Regions from separate parts of the Homo sapiens genome. Here regions 1 and 2 are each linked to region 3. A link is a loop called in an ENCODE intact Hi-C map of the cell type or tissue named here. Cell type or tissue: A673. All regions are shown on one strand.

Region 1 (2,500 bases), 330 kb after region 3:
TGTCTACACAAATATAAAAATCGAATTAGCATTTAAAACCTCCAGACTTGGTTCTCTGGAAGTAAAGGCACTATTAAAAGGGAGAATTGAAATTAGATGTCTCCACAGTTCTCTACCAATAAGGATAGGGCTGCTTTGAAAAATAAATTTAACAATCTATTTAAAAGGTTCTAATTAACAAATAACTATGTAATTCAAGATTTTCTTATTTGGGTCTGCAAAGTCACCTCTATTTTGTTAAAATAAGTGATTCTTTAATTCAGGATATGATATAGCAAATTTGCTATAATTAGTGGTAATATCTCTTTCCAGTTGTTTTCAGATTCAAGATGCCTTTACCCATAAATAAATAGATTTAAATTAATATGGCTTGGCCTTTGTCTAGTATGATCAGAGGTGAATAAAGTGAAGTCTTATTTCAATTAGATGATTACTTAATTTGCTTGACTCTTCAGTAGTTTCAATTTCCAGCGTTTTTTGTTCAGACATAAAACCTTATAATAAAGCTACTTTAAAGTGAGAAAAGGAGATTAACAAAAATGATCACTCTTTTTGCATTGCTTCTATGGCTTTTAACTGTAAGCATCTTTTGCTTCAAACAACATTTCGAATATGTGAACAGAAGGTGATTCTCTTAAGACTTACCCTGTGGACAAAGGCTTTATTTTGGCAAGTCACCAATAGTTCTTAAGTCTACAGCTATGCAAGAACTCAGACTCAGTTGCTGACTGGCCAGATCCTTGAGCTTTACCTAGAATAATAACAATCTTAAAATTATTTGTTTATATCATGTAAAGAAAACTGTTAGCTCTCTCCTAGTCTTTCACTGGTCAGGAAAATCCCAATAGATTCCTAAAAATATACTTTGATAATGTTTATACTTTCATCCCAGAGCTGGACCCCTCAAATTAAGAAACTTAGTGTAGATAATTCGCTGAACTGGTTTCTGTTCAAATTTCTATGTCTAGAAGTGTAGAAATCTCAACTATTATGTTCTAATTCATCTTTATACTCTATGAAGAAAACTTCCCCAAAGACAGGTCACCTTGTTCAACTACATTTCAGAGAAGATAATAGTAAAAGTAAAAACTATGAATCTGACTTTTCTGGCATTAGTTTGAAACCCCTAAGCCACAAATAACTTTAATTAGCTTATTTCGAATTATCTATTAATGACAGATAGAAACAATTTTCTGTGAAATAAGAATGTAGAGGGAAAACCAGTTAATTTTTGTTTATGTATCTTTACAAACGGTCTATATTACAGATAAAGTTAATTGAATAAAGGCAAATATGCTGAAATTGTTGACAATTGTTAAATGAGAATATTCCTAAAATCTGAACTTTTTCTTGGGAAAGCAGTTCAAAACTATAGTCTATTTAATGAGGTGGCCATCTGGTGACAGAAAGAAGCACTACAGACAATATTTTGCATTAACATCACAACTATTCTACACAAACCGACTGAACCACATAAAAGAGAGCACAGTCCAAAAGAAACATAATTCAAGTCATACATGCAATTTAAAATTTATCTAACAGCCGCATTTTCAAAATAGAAACAATAATTTTAACAATATTTTTTATTTAACCCAATGTATCAAAAATATTATTTCAACATTTAATCAATATGAAGATTAATAACGAAAGAGTTTATTTTTTTCATACTAAGCCTTCAAAATACAATGCGTACCTTACAGCACATGTCAATTTGGACAAGCCACATTTCAAGCGATCATGGGCCCTGCGAGTCTGTGGGTAGCGGCTCACCCTGCTGGACTGCGCAGATCCAGAGAACGACACGAGACCTGCGGTTGCTTTGGTTTGCCTTTTACTAAGTTCATTTCTCAGCCTCTCTGCCCACTCTGAAAAGTCTCCCCTTTCCCCCCTTTTAATTCTACTCTATTTTGTAAATTACTGTTGTCTCCTGAAAATTTTGGAATGCTTAAAAGGCACTCAAAAGCCTGTCCGAGATCGACTAGAAGACCCTCGGAAGGTCCCTCTCTTCTCTGGACCTCACTGGGCGTTCGTTTGCCCGCGCCGTCCTTCCATTCGGCTTGCCGGGCGCGCAGCGGCTTGCGGCTGTGGTCAGCCACCTTCCCGGGAGGCGGTGGTCGCTGGCCGCGGGAAGGATGCCGCGCTGGGGGTCGGGGTTCGTCCCGGCTGTCACGCCACCTTGTGACATCACAGGGCCATGCCCTCGGGGCTCAAGGCCAGAGAGGCTCCGCGCTTCCAGGACCCGAGAGCTAAAGATAATGAATGGGAGAGAGCGAGACTGGAGGAGGTAACGAATAAGTCCCCACCACCTTGCCCATAACGCGTTGCTTTCAGTCACGTTCCGCGAACTGGCGAAGGTAAGTGAAAAGATAAGCGCAGGTACAGAAAAACCTGCCAGCGAGAAGCTCCCGCCGTTTCCCAGGAGCCCCAGGTGGGGTCTTCCGGTTGGACCCCTGCTTCCGCTGATTGGTTGGAGGTCGCCACCACGTGATGCAAACCCGGG
Region 2 (2,500 bases), 100 kb after region 3:
TTCCTGTGCAAAGGTGCAGACACAAGTTCAAAGAGGTTCCTTCCACTTCACATCCAAGCAGATCTCCAGGCATTCAGAGCACTCACTTACCTGGATTAGCATCCTGACCCATTGTACCATTCCTATACAGAGATCCTGGTACAGGGGGGTCCTCTTCACTTCATGCCCAGGCAAATCTCCAAGCATTTGGAGCACCTGCTTGCCTGGTCAGCAGCCTGAGTCATCCTATCACTCATGTGCAGAGATCTTGGTGAAGGGGGGCCTTCTCTGTTTCATGCCCAGGCAGACCTCCAGGCATACAGAGAGCCTGTTTGCCTAGGATTGGCAGCCTGAACCACCCCACCATTCCTGTGAAGAGATATTGCTAAAGGGGCACCCTCTGTGCTCTCTATGCCCAAGCAGATATCCAAGAATCTTGAGCACCTGCTCATGTAGAACAGAAGCCTGAGCTGCCCCACTATTCTAGGCAGAGATCCTGGTGCACAGGGGCCCTCTCTACTCGATGCTCAGGCAGATCTCCAGGCATTCAAAGCACCTGTTCTCCTGGATTAGCAGCTAGAGCCACCCCACCTTCTTTGTGCAGAGATTCTGGTGCAGTAGGGTCCTCTACGGTCCATTCCCAGGCAGATCTCCAGCCATCTGGAACACTCACTCTCCTGGATTAGGAGTTTCAGCCACTCCCCACCACCATGCAGAGACCTTGAGGCCTAGGAGGTTTCCCAGCTCCAAAACTAGGCACACCTCTGGGTACGTGGTGGCTGCCCACTGGGTTCTCCTTTGGCGCTGGTGCTCGTGCATGCCATCAGAGGGCCTGTAAAGCCTGCCTAGTCCAACCCCACCCATTTGCCACCTGTCCCACCCCTTCCAGGGCTGAGCAGGGAGCTCAGACCAATGTGCACACCATAAACCAGCCCATTGCTTGAGGCAACAGAGAACTTCTCCCGGTAAGCAAGGCTATACCCAGCCACATTGGCCACAGACAGCTCCTACCCATAGGCACCATCTACTGGCTTGAGGTTGAACTGCACAGCCCAAGATAAGACCTGTCAGCAGAAGTGCATAGGGCTATAGAAGCAAAGCCAAAATATACTACCCAGCCTTCTCTGTAATCACATCCTCCAGGGAGGGGGTGAAAGGGAAAGGGAAAGAAAGAAAACAACAATAATATTATAGGGAAAGACAGAAAAAGAAAAAACCCCAACCACACAAAAATAATGACAAAAATTAGAAACGCCAGCATTTCCAGATGGGAAGGAACAAATGCAAGAATTCCAGCACTATGACAAATCTGAATGCAGTTACACCACCAAAAGATTACACTAGCTCTCCAGCTATGGTCCCCAACCAAAATGGAAACTCAGAAATGACACGTAAAGAATTAAAAGCATGGTTGCAAGGAAGCTCAACAAGATCCACGACAAGGTTGAAAATCAACACAATGAAACTTCTTAAGCAATCCAGGAAATGTAGGAAGAGATAAATATCTTAAAAAAAACCAGAACTTCTATAATTGAAAAACTCATTTAAGAAATTTCAATATAAAATTGAAAGCTTCATCAATAGACCAGACCAAGCAGAAGAAAGAATTTCAGTGCGTGAAGACCAGTCTTTTTAACTAACACAGTCAGACAAAAATAAAAAAGGTAATTTTAAAAAGTGAACAAAGTCTTTTAGAAATATGGGATTAGGTAAAGTTACTAAACCTATGAATTAGTGGCATTTCTGCAGAGACGGAAAGTCAACAATCTAGAAAACATATTTAAGGGAATAATTCAGAAAAATTTCCTCAATCTTGCTAGAGAGGTAGATATCTGGATACGAGAAATCCAGACAACACCTGTGAGATACTATACAAGATAAACATCATGAAGGCATATAGTCACCAGACTGTCAAAGGTCAACACTAAAGAAAAAATCTTAAAGCCAGCTGGAAAAAAGGGTCAGAACATGTATAAAGAGAACCCCATCAGCTAACAGCGGACTTCTCAGCAGAAACCTTACAAACCAGGAAAGATGGGGAGCCTATTTTTAGCATTCTTAGAGAAAAGAAATTCCAACCAAGAACTTCATATCCCACCAAACTAAGCTTCATAAGTGAAGGAGAGATAGATTTTTTCCAGACAAACAAGCACTAAGGGAATTCACTACTATTAGACCAACCTTACAAGCGATCTTTGAGAGAGTTCTAAACATAAAAGCAAAAGAATGAATGATACCTGTTACCACAAAAATAAACTTAAGTACACAGCCCACAGACCCTATAAAGCAGCTACACAATAGAAACTACAAAGCAACCAGCTAACAACTTCACAACAGGATCAAAACCTCACATATCAATATTAATCTTGAATGTAATTTCCTTTTTTTTTTTTTGGTAGAGATGGGATCTTGTTATGTTGAACAGGATGGTCTTGAACTCTTGACCTCAAGTTATACTCCTGCCTTGGCCTCCCAAAGTGCTGGGATTACAGGCATGATCCACCACACACAGCCTTAACCT
Region 3 (2,500 bases):
GGTGGGAAATTGGTTTTATTTCCATGCCATTGTCACTGGATGGCGTGTTTGTTGTGTGCCTACTGTGTGCTGTGTCCCGAGCATGTATTATACAAAAGAGACCTATAGGTGGCGCCAGGGGAGGCCCCGCTGAGGAAGAGAGAGGCAAGAGAAAGAGGATGAGGCCTGCCTGGCCAACATGGCGAAACCCCGTCTCTACTAAAAATTCAAAAATTAGCCGGGCGCGGTGGCGTGCGCCTGTAACCCCAGCTACTCGGGAGGCTGAGGCAGGAGAATGGCTTGAACCTGGGAGATCGCGCCATGGCACTCCAACCTAGGCAACAAGAGCGAAACGCTGTCTCAAAAAAAAAAAAAAAAAAAAAAAGGAGGAAGTAGAAATCCGGAGCTGCCAGCTGCTTCCCTTCACATGATCCTCTTTCTAGAGCCCTCCCCATTCCAGGGACTACGAGCTTGGGCAGTGCTGTTTTCCCTAGAGGTTCACTTTCTGTTAATCCGGTCGGCATGTGTGGGGCTTTCTTACATACCAAATAGTCTAATCAGTCATTTGACTAAACACGTGGATGAGATTTGTCCCCTGTTCCTAAGAAGACGGCCTTGAAGGTGGGAAAAGGGAGGATTTTGAAGCACACTTGAGAACCAGGTGCAATTCCCTATGAGAAGTGCGGTACCGTAACTACTGCTCACAACTGCAAGGCATTTTACAGTTTTACAAAATGTACTTGCTTCCATGACTTTATCACAACTCTCTGGGGTGATTATTATCATTATCCTATTTTTTGAAAATTACACTTAGATGAGCGATTCAATAACCTTGAGGTTAACACCCCAATCGTAGAATTGAACAGTGGCATGGAAGGACTTCCGACTCCAGGTTGGAGCACTGCCTGCTCTGCCAGAGCTGTTCTGTGGCCCTACAACCAGGGCAGGGAGTTGGTGCTGGGTTGAGGAGGGCACTCCGCATTCTACAGGATGTTAGCAGAGCCATGGAGGTGTGGCCAGTGAGCGTTAGGTGCTTGGAGAGGAAAAGCAGAAGCCCAGCCAGAAACTTGGGTAGTGACTTCATTGTGAGGAGCCTGAATTCCAAACTGAGGAGTTGGATTTTATGCTGCAGATAATATTGCTGTGAATATGGTGCTGATGAACAGATCAGGCTGCTCCCTGCTGGTAGCTGCTTGGTAATAAATCAGTTTATTTCTGCCTAAGGTAACATTTTATGGTAGGATAGGATATCACTTCACAGGCATTATGATTTTTTTCAAGTGAGAATTTGCAGAGTAATTAGAAACTAAATTAGGCCTGAAACAACCAATGCCATATTTAGCAAAGGTACCTTATTTCATTTTATCATTGTTATCTTAAATTACGTTTCAGGGGCCATCTTTGTAGCAATGATTATTTTTTTAAATGCTCATTTAGCATTTTCACAGACAATTCCAACACTGTGATCTTTAAGTAGCAATATTCTTATTTTCCTTATTTTTGTTCTTATTTTTAAAAAGTGTATTTGATGATTCATCTCAAGATGATTCAGTAAGATTGTTGGAGTAGCTAAACTCTACATATGATTTAAAAATCTGTCTTTTTTCTTTTTTCTTTTTTATTAATTTAAAAATGTCACTGAATGACCTCCATATGTGGATGCAGGTAAGAATTTCCGGAGCTCTTTAGGGAAAGTAAAAATACACATAAATAATTGCAGCTATCACTCCCATTCTCTCCCATCTCCTCAGGGACCTTCCTCAATGAGCTCCTGCTCACCTAGGTCTTCCAAGTGTTCCTCAGACCTCCAGCCCAGTGTTCTCTTACTAAACCTAGGCCTCTCATAAACCCCCCTGCCATGGAATCCCCCTGCTTCCCTTCATTGCCAGACTTCTTAAAAGTGTGGTCTACATCTTGGCTGTAATGCATCCTTTTACTCTGCATTCTAAAATGCCTCCTCCTCATCTTCTAATTGCCTTTGCTCAAGCCTCATTCAACTCCGTCTTCTTTCCTGCAGAATCTGACACCCTCGCCCAGCTCCCTCAACGCTTCTTTAGAAACTCACTCCTAATTGGTTCCCAAGACACTGTGCCATTCTACTTTTCTCATTCTGGTTATTCCTTCTTCACATCCTTCACTGGCTCCCTTGTTTTCTTTCTTCTGTTTGCTAAAAGGGGGCATTCTCCTTGGGCTCCATCCTGGTCTTTTTATACTCTCTAAACTCTCCTCTCGCATAGAGGTAAATCTTCACAAATAACTCTCGAGTTGCATCTCCTGCCCATCTTCTCCCCTAAGTGTTAACCTCGAAGAGTAAATATTCTCACTTGGCTATGCTGCAAGCATGTAAAATTTCAGCCTGTTCAAACTCAAAGTCTGCATTGCAGATGGTTTCTCTACCTCTTATTATCCCAATAATCTCTGAGTTTTCAAAGCACTTTGTTCAAACTTTTCATAGGTGATAGTTATCACAGGCTGAGTGGATTTATGGTTTTCTGTGTAATAGCCTTCTTACTTAATATCT

Evidence for each region. A loop is a pair of places that touch in the nucleus more often than their neighbours do. Peaks named below come from ENCODE experiments on the same cell type or tissue, not always from the same donor. Only the 100,000 strongest peaks of a DNase experiment are listed, where the experiment ranks them.
Region 1: a loop joins it to region 3, with 3 times the contacts of the local background. A loop is called at or near these places in 2 of 110 quality-filtered maps.
Region 2: it touches region 3 in a loop (2.4-fold over the local background); 3 of 110 quality-filtered maps call a loop at or near these places.

Annotation. Positions count from the first base shown.
Region 1 is chr14:59,917,530-59,920,029 of GRCh38, forward strand. It overlaps a transcript of LRRC9 not described here. Among named protein-coding and RNA genes, the nearest start is that of LRRC9, 1.4 kb to the right of the region's middle. RefSeq lists an enhancer at 1,775-2,500. In A673, CTCF peaks have their summits at 1,426 and 1,630; a DNase peak (open chromatin) is centred at 1,402; H3K4me3 peaks cover 1,097 bases.
Region 2 is chr14:59,687,625-59,690,124 of GRCh38, forward strand. The region is part of intron 3 of RTN1 (reticulon 1); the gene reads right to left. Among named protein-coding and RNA genes, the nearest start is that of MIR5586, 42 kb to the left of the region's middle. In A673, a CTCF peak has its summit at 1,013 (motif pointing left); a DNase peak (open chromatin) is centred at 977.
Region 3 is chr14:59,582,875-59,585,374 of GRCh38, forward strand. No RefSeq gene overlaps it. Among named protein-coding and RNA genes, the nearest start is that of CCDC175, 7.3 kb to the left of the region's middle. In A673, CTCF peaks have their summits at 103 (motif pointing right), 305 and 1,185 (motif pointing left); DNase peaks (open chromatin) are centred at 457 and 1,087; H3K27ac peaks cover 556 bases.